Regions from separate parts of the Mus musculus genome. Here region 1 is linked to region 2. The links are chromatin loops, found by intact Hi-C in ENCODE. Cell type or tissue: heart. All regions are shown on one strand. Each heading gives the region's core, and the rest is flanking DNA. Links, peaks and the distances in the headings are about the cores only.

What was found. A loop is a pair of places that touch in the nucleus more often than their neighbours do. Peaks named below come from ENCODE experiments on the same cell type or tissue, not always from the same donor. Only the 100,000 strongest peaks of a DNase experiment are listed, where the experiment ranks them.
Region 1: a loop joins it to region 2, with 2.5 times the contacts of the local background. A loop is called at or near these places in 1 of 42 quality-filtered maps.

What each region holds. Positions count from the first base shown.
Region 1 is chr5:134,096,101-134,104,220 of GRCm38, forward strand. Castor2 (cytosolic arginine sensor for mTORC1 subunit 2) reads left to right here and starts at 3,648. Exons shown (of 9, transcript NM_030719.3): 1 at 3,648-4,051. The coding sequence starts at 3,939. It overlaps Gm15627 (predicted gene 15627), which reads right to left and starts at 3,541. Exons shown (of 2, transcript NR_166664.1): 1 at 3,026-3,541; 2 at 2,312-2,665. In heart, for the core only: a CTCF peak has its summit at 3,687; DNase peaks (open chromatin) are centred at 3,051, 3,571, 4,381 and 5,910; H3K4me3 peaks cover 2,396 bases; H3K27ac peaks cover 3,113 bases.
Region 2 is chr5:134,175,934-134,184,053 of GRCm38, forward strand. It overlaps Rcc1l (reculator of chromosome condensation 1 like), which reads right to left and starts at 834. Exons shown (of 11, transcript NM_033572.2): 1 at 467-834. The coding sequence starts at 781. Gtf2ird2 (GTF2I repeat domain containing 2) reads left to right here and starts at 8,105. Exons shown (of 16, transcript NM_053266.1): 1 at 8,105-8,120. In heart, for the core only: a CTCF peak has its summit at 4,100 (motif pointing right); no DNase peak of the experiment used is centred there; H3K4me3 peaks cover 140 bases.

The sequences.
Region 1 (8,120 bases), core at 1,546-6,545, 80 kb before region 2:
GCCTGTCCTGTGCAGCTCTGACTGGCTGATACCCAAGCAACCTAACCCTCAGTCTAACCACAGCCTTTCAGGGCCCTGAATGCATTTCAGGGGAGAGAAGAAAGTGGTTTACAATGTAGCCCAGGCTAGCCCAGGCTGGCCTTGCATTCTTTTTATTTTTAATTATTTTTAATGATCTATTTTTATGTGCATTGGTGTTTTGCCTGCATGTATATTATGTGTGACGACGCCAGATCCCCTGAAGCTGGAGCTACATATAGTTGTAAGCTGCCATATAGGTGTAAGGAATTGAACTCAGTTCCTCTGAAAGAGCAGCCAGTGCTCTTAACCACTGAGACATCTCACCAACCCTTGAACTCTTTATGTAGCTGAGGATGGATGACCTTGAACTCCTGACTTGACTCTTGAACTCTTGACTCTCTGCCTTCCAAATACTGGGATTATAAATACGTGCCACCAAGCTGGCCTCCTGGACACATTCCTATCTGAGCCTTCTGGACCTTAGAGTTCATTGCAAAGGCATGTGAATGTATGTTTCTTAGATATTGAACAAATGACCTTCCCTGATGCTGTTGCTAACAGAGAGAATACAGCAGAGAACACCAAAAGTACTGTCTTTTAGATCTTTATTATGTTTACTTAAAAAGAGCAAGTGTGTGAGTGTGTGTGTGTGTGTGTGTGTGTGTGTGTGTGTACATATGGAAGTTGTGGTGCTTTGAATATGCTTGGTCCAGGGAGTGACACTATTAGGAGAGGAGGCCTTGTTGGAGTAGGTGTGTTACTGTGGGTGTGGGCTTTAAGATCCTCATCCTAGCTCCGTGGAAGGCAGTCTTCTCCTAGCAGACTTCAGATGAAGATGTAGAACTTTCAGCTCCTCCTGCACCATGCCTGCCTGGATGCTGCCATAACACTGCCTTGATGATACTGGACTGAACCTCTGAACCTGTAGGCAGCCCCAATTAAATGTTGTCCTTTATAAGAGTTGCCTTGGTCACGGTGTCTCTCCACGGCAATGGAAACCCTGACCAAGGCAGAAACAATCAGACAACTTTAGGGAGTTGGTTATCGCTTTACACCAAGTGGGTCACGGAGCTTGAACTCAGAGCATCCAGCTTGACAGCAAGCACCTTTACCTGCTGAGCCAGCTCACCAGCCCCCAAAATAATTGCTGTATGGAACAGAGATTTTTTTTGAGGAAGGGGAAACAGACAAGCCTTCTATTTTATTCATTTGATTAAGTTAGTAGTGGATGTTTTGAGACAAATCCTCACTCTGTAGCTAAAGTTTGCCTTGAATTCACTACATAGCCCAAGCTAGTCTCCAACTGACAATAATCCTCCTGCATCAACCTCCCAGCAGTGAATTTAAATGTATGCCATCATGCCCAATATTTTATTGTATTTATTTACAGTGCTGAGCAAGCACTCTACCACTGGCTAAATTCCCAGCTTGAAACAGTTTCTGCATGGTCTGTCAGGTGTGGTAGAGGCACACCCTCAATCCAAGAACTTGGGAGGTAGGAGCAGGAAAATCAAGAGTTCGGGTCTAACTTGGGCTACAGGAAAACCAGTATCCAAATTTTCAGAAAACAAAAAATAAGGACTGGATGGATGCCTTGGTGGCTAAGAGAGGACCTGAGTTCAGTTCTCAGCAGCCATGACAAGGAACTCATGACCATCTGTCATTCCAGATCCCTGGGATCTAATACCTTCTTCTGGCCTTCTAGGGCACACATATTCCCAACACAGACACAACATATACACACAGAGACACAGAAACACAAATAAAAATAAAAACAAATTTTTAGAGTAAATAAAAGTTAGTGTAGCTCAATGGTTAAGAGCATTGGCTGCTCTTCCAGAGGATCTGGGGTAAAATTCCCAGCACTCACAGAGTAGCTCATAATCACCTGTAACTAACTCCAGTTCAAGAGGGTCTGACACTGTCTTCTGAGTGCCCTGGGCACCAAGCATGCTTGTGACACACACATTCATACATACATACATACATGCATACATACATACAGGGAAAACACCTATATACACAAAATTATGGGGTTTTTTTCTATTAAGTTTTTAGTTAAAAGTAAAGAAAAAGAAGGCTGGGAGTACTTGAGTGTTAAGACTGTCTGCCTACTATGTACAAAGCTCTGGGTTCCATCCCCACCACAGCATAAACCAGATGTGGCTCTGTACAGGCAACCGAAATGGAGGCGAAAAGATCAGAAGTTCAAGGTTATCTTCAACTATAGATAGACTTGATGAAGGATAACATGAGATAAACGAGACTCTGTCTCAAAACAAAAGAAAAATAGAGCTATCAGTTATTTATTGAAATTACGTGTGTGCACGCATGTACAAATCAGAGGAACAACCTGCAGGGTTCCATTCTCTCCTTCCAAGGTCCAGAAGATCGAACTCAGGTCAGCAAACTTGGCAGCGTCTTTACCCACTGAGCCATCTCGAAGGCCCAATCTTTAACTACATTAAAAGACATAGTGAGAATTCTGGGTTTCACGCCCTTTAGTGGGTATGAGGCAGCACAATAAGCCCCCATCTGATAGAAGGGAACTGAGAATATGAGATTGACAGGCAGGATTTTCTCCCCGAAGAGTTCCCTGTTCGCCTCGTCAGGTAGACTTGACCCACCACAACGTCAAAGCACTCTGCCAAAGGGCAAAAGCACTAGTCAGTAACTTTAACCTAGAGGATTTCAAAACCTAGTCAGCCATGAAAGGGAGAGGGGCGGGAGGGGCGGGCAGAATATTTGCTAAACAGGTCCCCCATACAGCACTCAAGCCTGGGGTTAGAAACACTAAGGATAACTCTCATTCAGATTCAGTTCCGCTCTCCACCTCACCCCGGTAACCCCCTCCCGCTCCCCCTTACCCCTCCACCCTCCCAGATCCACAGTTACTTCAGCAGCTTTGCACCCATGATCCCGGAGACCCGGGTCCTGGTTCCCGTGCCTGCCTTATCTCTATCCTCCCTCACATTTTCCGCAGCAACAAAGCCAAACACAGTACCGTGGGGGCTTTCACGCTTCTGTGCGTTTGGACACGGTGTTCCTTCTGCCTGGAAGGCCGCGCAGCTCTCCCTCTGAGCGCCCCCCTCCCCCTGCCTGCGTGCTCTCATTCAGCCCCCAGCACCCTTTTCCAAGGAAGCCGGCACCCTTCTCTATCTAACCCAACTCTTCTTTTGCTTTCCTTCCCTGAACGACAATCACCGATTCCTCTAAATCTCTCCTCTGGCAGGATCAGGCCTTTTCCAACGCTGGAGTTGCTTGTTGAGGAAAGGGGTTCTCGATTGACACCCCAAAGAAAGTACCTAATCCTGAGTTTGAGCGATTAAAGAGCATGCATCTAAGCTTAAATCCGCTCCAAATTCCCTATATGTCCCATCGGGTTCCTCTGTGTCCCTGGGGAACCCCGAAATCTTGCATTCCCAGGGCACCGTGGCGCAGCAGCCCAGCCCCCCTGGCTTGACATCAGCAAGCTGGAGTAGTCCGGGGGGTTGGGGGGAGGGCCGCGTAAAAGCGCGCGCGCGGACTACAAATCCCGATTGGCATTGCGTGGCCTCCCGGCTGGCGCCTGCGCATCACGGGCCCGGCGTTTGAGTGGCAAGTTGTTTGTTACAGCGAACACCAGCTGCTGCTGCGCCGGGCGCCGCGCTCAGCCGGGCGCTGTTTGCTTGTCCACCCCGTAGCTTGCTGCACCCCGCAGGTCCTCCCCAGGCCTCCTTTTTTTGCAACTTGCCAAGCTTCCTTTTTCTGGCTCGAGTACGAATCAACCCGGCATCGAGCTCCGGGCCCCCTTCCCTGGGCCGGTTGCCCCACGGCTTGGGGCGCACAGGGGGCGGGGGCCGCGGCTCGTCCCCGTCCCCCCCCCCCCAACTCGGGCCACCGCGGATGATCCGCCGTGGAGGAGCCCTGGGCGGACGATGGAACTGCACATTCTGGAACACCGGCTGCAAGTTGCCAGCGTCGCCAAGGAGAGTATCCCGCTCTTCACCTACGGCCTCATCAAACTTGCCTTCCTGTCTTCCAAGACCAGGTGAGAGAAAGAGAGTAAGGGGCGAGGGGATGGCTGACGGGGGGGGGGGGTGTCGGGGGGGGCTCATGGTACCAGCCCCGGGACAGACAAAGAGGCGCACCCCGGGGGGACGCAGTGCAAAACAACTTCATCCCCCCCTAATCTCTGCCATTCTCCTGCATCGGACAAAGCCACCCCTGTGCTCTCTAGTGGGGGTCCCCTCCACCCAGAAGCCCCCACCCCACTGCGCCTCCAACTGCTGCCACCAACACCCAACACCCCCCCCTCCCGTCTCAGTCCCTTCCCCGAGATCCCGAGTAACCTCCCTAAATGGCCTCTATGATGCATCCGTGAATGAATGAATGAACGAATGAATGAATGAAAAACAGGTGTGGGGATCTGGAGGAGGAAATTTACAAACTAAACACGCCCCATCCCCCCATCCATCCACCACCACCACCACCACCACTACCCTCCTCCCAGTTGGGCCGGCCCCCCTGTAGCCATTGGCAAGCGGGGAGGGATGGCGCTGAGGTCGGTCTACCCCAGAACAGAAATATCATAAAATCATTAGTAGATGTTTATCTCCAGGTGCCTGCGAGGGGAGAAGAGGTGCAGGCAGCGGGGGAGGGGCAGCAGGGCCAGGGTCGCTGATTTCTTTTCTCTTTGGGGGTCCAGCGAAGTGGGGGGGGGGGGGGATTTTGAACCATGGAAGGGGAGGAGCAGACGTGTTGATGGATCTGCCTGGAACCTGGGCTTGGATGTTCCAGGGGGAGAAAAATAGTGGAAGGCCTTGGGAGGTAAGAAGAAAAAGAAGAAAAAAAATATTTTTTTTTAATCTTAGATTTTTTTTTTTTCCCGTTGCTGGATGTGTTTGACTTCATAAACTCCTGTTAGATTAGTCAGACTACCTTTTCTTTTCATTGCCCATTTCCCCTTATGCAGTGGGAATTGGAGCAAGCTACCATTGACTCAAACCCCTTACCATTCACTTACCATTATGATGGGTCTGGTTTGGGGGGAGGGGGGGAGGGGGATTTAAAGCGAGGATGCTCTTACCTCCTTGCCAAAGGAATGGATACGTTATGGGTCAAGATTAAGTTAAATGAACAGCAAACACAGACCCCTCCCTCCTTCCCCTGCCTTGCTGTCTTGTCTCCTACCAGTTGGGCTCAGGGGGAAGGGCCTGTTAAAAGTTCTTGCCTTAGGGATCTGACTTGGACAGGGCTATTTCTGAGCTTGGTCAGGGCTATTGTTTAGCAGATGAAGCCAGCTAGGTAGCTTTGCCAGTGTTTACTTTCTTCTCTGAGAGCTGTCATATCTGCGGGGACCAGAGGTTTGGAGTCCTTACCTCCCTTGTCCGAGGAGCCCCTTGCTCCTTGGATGGCCCCAGGTAAATCATTAAACAGGTCATTTGAAAACAAAGCTAACAGCTCAGGTTCTGAGCACGCTTCCCTCCCCACCCCCCAAGTGCAAGAAGCCCCTCTGTCACCACCTTCTAATCCTGTATCCACTCGCTCGCTCTCTGCCCACTCTCCAGGCAATCCCCAGGACTCAGAAGCTGGAGGTACCAGATTGCCAACCTCTGGCCTCAACAGCCCCTGACAACCTCCTGGTTCCTCCTTTCTTTCTCAGGCTGGAGAAAAGAGGGCTTTTAGGGGAACTTTTCATTTTTTTTCTTTCTCTTTTTAGAAAGACAAGAGAAAGGCTGGCTCTGTCTGTTCCCTGTGCCTTGGTGAAGGGTCTGGCCTTTTTGTGTGTGTATGAGCATCCCTCATATGTCACTCCCAGGGTCCAAGTTGAAGGTCTCAAATTGAGGCCCAGAGACAAGCTCATACTGGCCTACCTGACCACAGAAACACCTTGTGCCCTTGTAGGGTTGGTACCCCTCCTCCCTTCCAAGATAGGCCCAAGTGACCGGTCCAGTTGCAAGATGACTCAGAGGTCAAAGGTCACCTCCTTGTCTTCAGACGCTAACTCTAGAAACTGCTGAGTATAGTTGCTCTGAGAACTGACAAGCTGCTGCACTTATGCACTCTGAGCCCAGGCGTGGCTTCGTGCTGGAATCAGCCCCAGTGGCCCAAGCCAGCTCACTGTCCGTGTGTGTGTGTGTGTGTGTGTGTGTGTGTGTGTGTGTGTGTGTGTCTGTGTGTGTGTGTGTGTGTGTGTCTGTGTGTGTCTGTGCCCCAGTGGCCCAAGCCAGCTCACTGTCCGTGTGTGTGTGTGTGTGTGTGTGTGTGTGTGTGTGTGTCTGTGTGTGTGTGTGTGTCTGTGTGTGTCTGTGTGTGTGTGTCTGTGTGTGTCTGTGTGTCTGTGAAATGGACATAGCACAGCCAGGACCCACTGAATGAGTGGGTCATTCAAAGCATATTTAAAGCCAGCTATGTCTCTAAAGGAGTGTTGGTGTGCGGCTATTAAGTTATTTACAGCAGCAAGCCCTGCACAGAGTAATTCTTGACTCTCTCCCCTCCACTGTGGTCCAGGTTCTTATTAGCACTGACCTTCCCCCCAATGGTGACTCCCTGGAACATCCACTGCCTGTTGAAACTGTTTCTACAGGGCCAGGCCCCTGCTGTGGCGTTGCGGGGGGGGGGGGGGGGGGCTTTTGGGGAACCTGGATCCAGAATCTTTGTCTTGAGCCATCTCCCTAAGTAGAGACACTAGTAACAGCCCTTCGCCTGCTTTCTCTTCCCTCTTCACATCTGTACGTTCATCTCTTCCTGGAATGTCCCCTACACCCCTGTCAGTTCCACTTCAGCCCTCAAGATTAGTGACGTCACCCCGAAGCCTCCCCAAGCACTCCCCTGCCTCCACCCTCCTCACAGACTTAGTCACTTCCTCTCTCTCTCTCAATCTCTCTCTCTCTCTCTCCCAGGTGTCTCCTTGGGGTGAAGCAGGTAGATCATGGGGCAGAGAATGGTGCTAGAAGACACTCGGTCGCTACCTGGATGCTGCTGACCCCAGTGTAGACACAGGCTACCCTATGTAGAGAGAGATATACCCCTCCCTGTGCAGAGCTAGGCACCCAGTCCCGGGAAGGAAAGACACAATCATAGTTTAAAAAGCTGAAGTCAAGAAACATGGTCCAGCAGGATAGAAAAAAGGAAGGCCAAGCCTGGAGAGGTGGCTCAGCAGTTAAGGCTGCTTGCTGCCCTTGCGGGGGAGGACCTAGTTTGTCTCCCCGCACGCAGGCCAGGTGGCTCACAACCTCCAGTACCTCCAGCTTCAAGAGACCTAGTGACCTCTTCTGACCTCTGCAAGTATCGGCACTAATGTGCATACACGTATCTAAACATATATGCATAATTTTTAATAAAGAAAGCAAACAAAAGAGCGGTTAGGGCAGCCTGGCAGCCCACCTGGAGGAGGAGGCTTTATATTATATGCAGTATCTTAGTAGGAATTAGGCAGGAAGGGGGATCAAGTCTACAAGTACAGGCCTATATCCTAGTGTATTAAGGGAATGACAACTCAGTGACATAGCTTTTACAGAGAAGGCACTTGGGGCTCAGGGATTAATTTGCTCAAGGTCATGAGATCAGGGACCGAGCCCAAGATGTGAGTTTACATCTCTGTGGATTAAGCTCTGTTTTTGCCAGCACAGGTTGCAAAGGAGGCCCATAGTCAGGAGTGCCAGCAGCCTTTCTGCTTGCAGTGTGCTGTTCAGAAAGAGTCAAGAGCACAAGATCAAACCACTGACCTTCATGCGTTCTCTTGCACCCTCTTTCTTTTTTGCAGCACTGAGGATTGGTCTCAGGCCTCCTGCATACACAGCAAGTGCATTCTACCACTGAGTGCCCCCAGCCCCCCACTGGGGGATTCTAGGCAGGGGCTCTACCACTGAGCCACGCCCCCAGCCCCTTACTGGGGGATTCTAGGCAGGTGTTCTACCACTGAGCCACACCCCCAGCCCCTCACTGGGGGATTCTAGGCAGGTGCTATACCACTGAGCCACGCCCCCCGCCCCTCACTAGAGGATTCTAGGCAGGGGCTCTACCACTGAGCCACGCCCCCAGCCCCTCACTGGGAGATTCTAGGCAGGTGCTCTACCACTGAGCCACGCCCCCAGCCCCTCACTGGGGGATTCTAG
Region 2 (8,120 bases), core at 1,327-6,326:
AAGGGAGCTGTCTAGTCTAAGTTACAAATACCACCATTTACACCCAGCTGTGGGGCCCTGGACCTTACTTGACCTCTCTGCTACTCCCTTTCATCCTCTGTAACTGGGAGGTGACAGCTCCGGCCTTTTGGGGGGGGGGGGGGCCTGAGCGAATGATCTAAGGGCAGAATCCTTGGTGCGATTGTCAAGCTACGCCAATGGGCAAGAAAGTAAGGGAAGACACCAAACTCTCTCGAGCCACAAGCAAACTGCTAAAAATGCTGAACGAGACCCCAAGATCCACAGACGTGATAAACAGGCTCAGCAGTGAAGGACGGAGCACTGGGAGAAACAGACTTCTCGGCAGCCACCCCTCATGCCTCCCTCTGCAGATCCCGGGATCTCGGAGGTCATTGCTCCCGGAAATCCGGCCACGCGGGGAAGAAAGTTCCCTAAGAGATGCCAGCGAGGATGCCACTGCCCCCACCTTATGATCCAGCTCCAGGCGGTAGGGGACCGGCTGGATCCTGCGTCGGGGCCGCAGGCCGGCGCGCGGTCCAGGCCCCGAGGACGGCACCACGAAGCTGGGCACCCCGAGCGCCCCGGAGAAGCTGAAGCCCCAGACGAAGACGCGATCGGCGCGAGCCGCGCGCTCGCCCACGTACTGAAACACCGGAACGTCCGCCTCGGCCTCGGCCGCTTCTCGCCGGCTCCGCGAACGGCCGGCCGGTGTCCAGTGCTCGCGAGCCGGTGTCGGCCACCTCGGCCGCGGCCCCCGCAGAGCCCGGGCCGCCGCCAACATCCTCCGCGTCACGCCTCAACCGCTTATGGGCGCCGCCATCTTGTGTCACCCTTGACCTCTAGCCTGGCGGAAGTAGATACGGCCATGCTTACTACTGGCTGAAGGCGACGCGCTAAGGGAAAGACAACCATGTTTACTATTGGCAGATGATTACTACTCCAGGAAAGCAAAGACTTGAGAAGGCTATGGCTTCACCGTCTATCCATGAGTAGGGGACTTAAATGAGTGTCAAGCTATTATTTGAAGATGTCTGTGAAGTGTTCTATGATTCTTACTGCCCCTTTTTAAATTCTGTGTGTGTGTGTGTGTGTGTGTGTGTGTGTGTGTGTGTGTTAGTTTTGGTGTGGAGTTACTTAGGTGGAGCTGGGAATTGAACCCAGGTCCTCACACATCCTTAGGGTATAGGTTAACACAGACTACTCTCCCAATTCCAAGAAGTGTTTTGTATAAATACTGAAAGGAGACAGAGGGAACATCCTAGATGCTTATCTCATGGAAGCAAAACTGGGGAAGGTAGCTGGGCACAGTGGTTCACACCTGTAACCCCAACTTTAGGCTGAGGCAGGAATATTGCTGCAAATTGCAAACCACCCTAGAAGAAAGAAAACCTATTAATATATATGGTTTGTTTGTTTGTTTGTTTGTGACAGAATCTCATTATTTAGCCCTAACTGGCCTGGAACTTGCTTTGTTCCTGTAGACCAGGATAACTCAAACCTGCCCCTGCCTCCTGAATGGTGTGTGCCACCATACCCAGCACTGATTGGTTGATTTAGTTTATTTTAGGCGGTTTTATTTCATGCATATGGGTACTTTACCTGCATGTATATCTGTGTACCCTGCGTGTATAGTGTCTGTGGAGGCCTCAGAAGAGGGTGTTAGATTCTCTAGAACTGCAGTTACAGTTGATACCCCACTCCCACACACCCCCATGTGAATGCTAGAATTAGAACTCTGGTCCTCTGGAAGAGTAAACAGTATTTTGTTTTGTTTGTCATTGTTGTTGCACAGTGTTCTTAACTCTTGAGCCCTCTCTCCAGCCCTCTAATTGAATATTTTTCTAAGACAGGGTCTCACTCTGTAACCCAGGCTAGCCTCTACCTCACTACAGTTCTCCTACCCCAGCCTCCCAAGTGATGGGATTACAGACCCATGCCAGTGTGCCAGGTTCAACCCTGATTAAACTACACCTGGCTTCCAGGGGCCCTTCTTACTTCCTTTAGATCTCAATTCCAGCATGAAGGCTACACAGAGAAATTCAGTCCCTGAAATAAAGACTACAGTCCATGGCAGGGCTTCCTAAAAGTTATCCCCTAATACAGAGTGGATCCTTCCCCCCGAACTCCCTTTGCTCATCCTTAGTGTGTATTTCTTGATAAACAGGAACGTACTAATTAGTTTTCCTTCAGATGGGTCTCATGTAGCCCAGGCTGAGCTTGAATTCATTATGTACCCAAGGATGGCCTTGAACTCTTGACCTTTTTGCCTATCTCCAGTGTTCACCACTATGCCAAGTTTACACAGTCCTGGGATGGAACCCAGAGCATCCTGCATGCTAGAAACACACTGTCAACTGAGGTCCATCTGAAGCCCCATACTTCATCCAATGTGTACTTAATCCCAAGACAAGCTCAAGGATATGTTACACACCTAGTCTGTGAAGTGTGGCATCGCTGCGTTCTTACCGCTTTGCCAGGATGTAGCACTGTTTCATAAAGCAAAATCCTCCAATGAGATAAGGGGATACATGGGGGACAAACAGGATGGCTTTAGGGCATAGGTGTGTGCCGCCAAGCCCAAATCCCAGGCAGGACCACCACGTGGGGGCCGAAGGAGAGAACAGACACCTGCAAGTTGTCCTCTGACCTCCGGGCCGATTCAGCATCATGGGCATCTCCCCACACATTCACACAAAATAAATGCAAAGTAAACTAAAAGGTGGGGCACCCAGAAAAGAGCTTTACAGAGCTCTCCGCTACAGTGGGGATGTAAATCACCAAGAAGGCCGGCAGTCAGCTGGCCTATTGCTTTCATGTGATAAGGGACACACCTCCTGTTGTTTAGAATCCAGGCGAAGTCCTTCCCCAAAGGGGATGCTTCACCACAGGATGCGGCTGCAAGATTCATAAGCTTCAGCTTACAGTATCCAGATCAGTCTCAGGTCAGGTCTCAGGAGAGCAGAGCATGGACCAAGAAAGACACTTGATACTCACAAGGAGGGACCTGACTTCCCAGTATAAACTGAAAGCAAAGTCAATCCAACCCCGGAAAGCCAAGGCAAGAAGTGAGGACGTGTGTGTGTCTTACGATATGGACCAAAGCCGGACAGTGGTGGCACAGGTCTTTAATCCCAGCACCGAGGAGGCAGAGGCAGGTGGATCTCTGTAAGTTTGAGGCCAGCCTGGTCTACAGAGTGAGTTCCAGGACTGTGTGCAGCCAGGGCTACACAGAGAAACCCTATCCCATCCCCACTCCCCAAAAAAGATCTGGACTATGGAGGGCAAAATGAAAGAGGATGAAGACGGTTTACGGATGCCAAAGTATCTTTCCTGACTAAACAGTCTGGCAAGGAGCTGGTGTGTGAGTGGAACGATGTCATTAGGTGTTGTCTTAGGGTTTTACTGCTGTGAACAGACACCATGACCAAGGCAAGTCTTATAAAAACAACATTTAATTGGGGCTGGCTTACAGGTTCAGAGGTTCAGTCCATTATCATCAAGGTGGGAGCATGGCAGTATCCAGGCAGGCATGGTGAAGGAGGAACTGTACACCATGCCCGGTGTGTACACCTTTACTCTCACCACTCCAAAGCCAGAGAAAGGCAGATCTCTGAGTTTGAAGCCAGTCTGGTCTACATACCTAGTTCCAGGCCAGTCTGGCTGACATAGTGAAACCCTAGTTCGAAAGATAAAAGTAGCCAAAAAGCTGGGTGTGGTGGCTCACGCCTTTAATCCCAGCACTTGGGAGGCAGAGGCAGGCGGATTTCTGAGTTCTAGGCCAGCCTCGTCTACAAATGACAGCCAGAGCTATACAGAGAAACCCTGTCTCGAAAAACCAAAAAAAAAAAAAGAGTGCTTGCTGCACTTGCATAGGACTCAAATTTGGATCCCAGGTCCCATATCAGGTGACTCACAACCACCTAACAACTCCAGCTTCAGGGATTCTGACATAGACGTCTTGTCTCCAGGGTCCCTTGAACACATGTGGCATTCACTCATACAGATATGCACACATGCATATAAATAAAAGTTTTAAAAAAAAAAAAAACCTTCGAAAATTGCAACCAAGAGGACATCTACAGTGTGAATCATGGCCACTAGGTGGCGATGCTTGCCCATCAATTTGGTTCTTGTTTTGTGACAAGGGACACAACAGTCGAATTCTCCGAATGAGATTTACAATTGTAGTCAGAAGCAGGGAGTGTGGCCCAGTGATAACATGATCACCTAGTATGTGCAAGTTCTTGAGTTCTAGCCAGAGCCCAACAGAAGTAAATGTTTGTGGTTTTTGAAACAGGGTCTAACGTAGCCCGGGCTAGTATTTAATTTGCTGTGTTGTTTGAACTCCTGAATCTCCTGCCTCTGCCTCCTGGGTGCCAGGATTACAGGCAAGCACTACCAAGTCCAGTCTCAATCTTAAAACATAATAAAATATGTTCCATTTATGTATTTGGGGGTGAATGCACATCACAGCGTTACGTGCAGAAGTTAGAAAGCATCTTTAGGGAGTCACTTCTCGCCCTCCACCATGGAGCTTCCAAGGATGGGCTCAAGAATTTCAGACTCAAAAGGCAAGTGCCTTCATCCTCTGGGCCATCTCACCACCCCACAGTTAAAAACTGTTAATAGACTTTTTTTTTCTTTTCTTTTTGAAACAAGACCTGACTGAATGGCCCTGGCTCACCTAGAACTCACTATGTAAAGCAGGCTGGTGTGGAACTCAGAGTTCACCTGTCTTTGCCTCTGAGGTGCTGGGATTGAGGGTGTGTGCCACCCCATGAGGCCAAGCGGATATCTCGTTACCCCAAAATAATTTATTGTCTACCACAAACATAATCTCAGTGTTTGAAATACTATTTAGAATCTATGAGGAAGATGAACATGAACTGAGCAAAAGCCTCTCTTCTCAGCACTTGGAAGGCAGAGGCAGGAGGATCCGTTCATGGTCATCCTTGGCTACATAGTGAGCTTGAGGCCAGCCTGGGCTACAATGAGACCTTGTCTGGAAATAAAACAGGGGAAGGAAAAAAATGAATTCATCCTACAACAAGGCTCCGGAAGCTGTGCCGTATGTTCTCATTTTTATTCAAGGGTGCCTGTTTTGTTCTCTTTTCTTTTCTCACCAAATTGACTTTGCTATGCGTAACATTTACTTCCATGAAAATTTAAAAGTCATCTTGTCAAGTAGCAGTAATAAAATTCCACTGGGTTTTACTATTGAGATTGCATTAAATTCCTGAGTTAATTGAGAGACGCTAACTACTATAGTAGTAGCACTTACAGTCGTAATGGCACTTCACCCTTGAGTTCTCCTGCTCATGAAGGCAGCATTCACCAGTGTCACCACGGGTGCGGGCCACCAGCCTGAGCGGATCCTGCACTCTGCTGGTTGCTAAACACGACCCACTTTTCTTAATTAGCCTCTCTTGCTGATGCTTATGTTTTATGATTGCAATGTGTAGCTTATTTATAACTTTTGAGACAGGGTCTCATTATGCAGCTCTGGCTGACGTGAAGATTGCTGTGTAAATCAGGCTGGCCTTGAACTCACAGAGATCTCCTGCCCCTGCCTCCCGAGTAGTGCTTTTTATTTTATTTTAGGACCTGTGTGCTTGTGTGTGCACATGTCCACATGGAGTCCAGATGGTACCACACACTTGTGTGTGTCCGTTTCCTTCCTCTCTCCCTCCCCTCTTTTCTTTTCCTGTTTGTTTTCAAGGTGGGAGTTTCTCAGTATAGCCCTGGCTATATCTTGGAACTTGCTGTGTAGACCAGGCTGGCTCCAACTCAAGAGATCCACCTGCCTCTGTCTCTCCAGTGCTGAGATTAAAGATGTGTGCCACCACTGCCTGGCTATTTCTTTTTAATAAGTTAGGATATATTTACTCAGATGTGGTAGCTTAAGTCTTTAACCCCAGCACTCAGGAGGCAGTTGGAGGCCAGCCTGGTAAGAAAGAAAGAAAGAAAGAAAGAGAGAGAGAGAGAGAGAGAGAGAGAGAGAGAGAGAGAAGAAAATAAGGAAGGAAGGAAAGGGAGAAAGAGAAAGAAAGAAAGAAAGAAAGAAAGGAAGGAAGGAAGGAAGGAAGGAAGGAAGGAAGGAAGGAAGAGGGGGGAGGGGCAGGGGGTGGTGGAGGGAGGAAAATTCAACCAGCTATTATGGTCGGGGTAGTGTCCTCCCCAGTCCATATATTGAAAACGTGAACCCCAGCTGATTACCCTATTTGGGGTGCTCTGGAAATTTCAGGACCTAGCTGGAGGAAGTGGCTCACTGATGATGTAGCTCTAAGTCTCTTCTTTTTTCTTGCCTTGCCTTTCCTTTCCCTCCTTTCTCCTCCCCCTCTCCCTCCCTCTTCCTTCCTCTGCTTCCTGTCAGGAAATGAAGCAGGCCCTCCAGCACCTGCTCCCATCCCATGGGATCCGAGTATTGTAGGCTGAAACCTGTGACCTTGAGATAGGGAGGAGGAGAAGACTAGGGAGAGGGTGCGCCATGTTGTCCTCCTGAGGCTGGTCATCTCGAGAGTGGAGATTTCAAAACAGACTCTGGCTACACAGATCTCCAGTTCAGAGGACTGGTCTAGACTGAAGACCTGTAAATCCTGTAAATGTTTTGGGGGCCTTTTTTTTTTTGTTTTGTTGTTATTGTTATGCTTTTTGAGACAGGGTTTCTCTGCATATCTTTGGCTATCGAGGAACTTATTCTGTAGACCATGCTGGCCTTGAACTCTGAGATCCCCCTGCCTTTGCCTCCAGAGTGCTGGGATTAATGGCCTGTACTACCACCCAACACGGAAATGTTATTTAATAATCCTAAAACTAAGTAAGTCAAGGACTGAGGGCAGACAGCAGAGCTTGGAGACAGAAAGTAGGAAACGTCATGGCAATCTGAGAGTGGGAAGAAAGGAGATTGAGTGGGAGCCAGAACAGCCACCAAGCACTGTGCCCTAAAAGGCCACATTGCAAGGGTGAGTGACCTGATTTTGACAAGTAGCCAGAGCAAGAGATTTTCAGGCTGGACGAACACCATAGGATCTAGCAATCAGTGACCCACTTGTGACCTGGGAGGAAAGGATTTATTGGAGCCAGCTCAAGAACACGAGCAAATACAAACTATGTCGGAAGCTACACAGCCTTTCCTGATATGAACAAAGTGTTCTCATTTTATTTTGGGACAGGATCTTATATGTAGTCATGGCTGGCCTCAAACTCAGAGAGATTTGCCTATTTCTTCCTTGTGAATGCTAGTATTAATGGCATGTACACCAAGCAACAAATCTTTAAAAGTATTTTTTAAATATTTTATTTTTTTTAAGCGGGTGTGGGTGCATACAGAGGCCAAAGGATTCCAATCCTTTGGAAATGCGAGTTACAGGCACGTGTGCTGTGCTTGACACAGACACTGGTCTTCTGAAAGCACACTTATCAGCTCTTAACAGCTGAGCCACTGCTCCAACCCCCTTTCCAGTATATTTTAAAGCAAACAAACAAATAAAACTGGAACCCTTGTAAAGTGGGGCTGGAGGGATGGCTCCGTGGTTAAGAACACTTGATCAGTTCCCGCATCCATACCGTCTGAAACTCCTGGTCCAGGGGATACTGTGACCTCTTCTGGCCTCCCCGTGGTGCATATAAACAGGGTGGCAAAATACTTACAACAGATGGTGCTTTACGAATAGCTCCCGAGACATGCAGCCACGCAAACACAAGAACATAGAACTGACACAGGCACAAAAATTAGTTTTAAAGGAAATGCAATGTCCTAAAAGGTAGGTGGTGTGATGGCGCACGCCTTTAATCCCAGCACTCGGGAAGCAGAGGCAGTGGACTCTGAGTCCGAGGCCAGCCTGGTCTACAACGCAGGCTAGCCAGGGCTACAAGAAAAACTCTGTCGCGGGGGGTGGGGGGAGTGGGTGCCTGAGTAACACGTGGGGTGACCTCTCCGCTTCCACGTGCACGCACAACCACATTTTAAAATATCTCTATCTATCCAGAACGGCCATGCACATCCAGGGAAGGCGCGAAGCCACGTGCACGCCACGCAGCCCGGCCGGCGGCCTCGCGGAAGCCGTCCTGCAGCGCACCGGAAGTGGCCGTCCCCACCGGGGGTGCTTCGGCCACGCGCG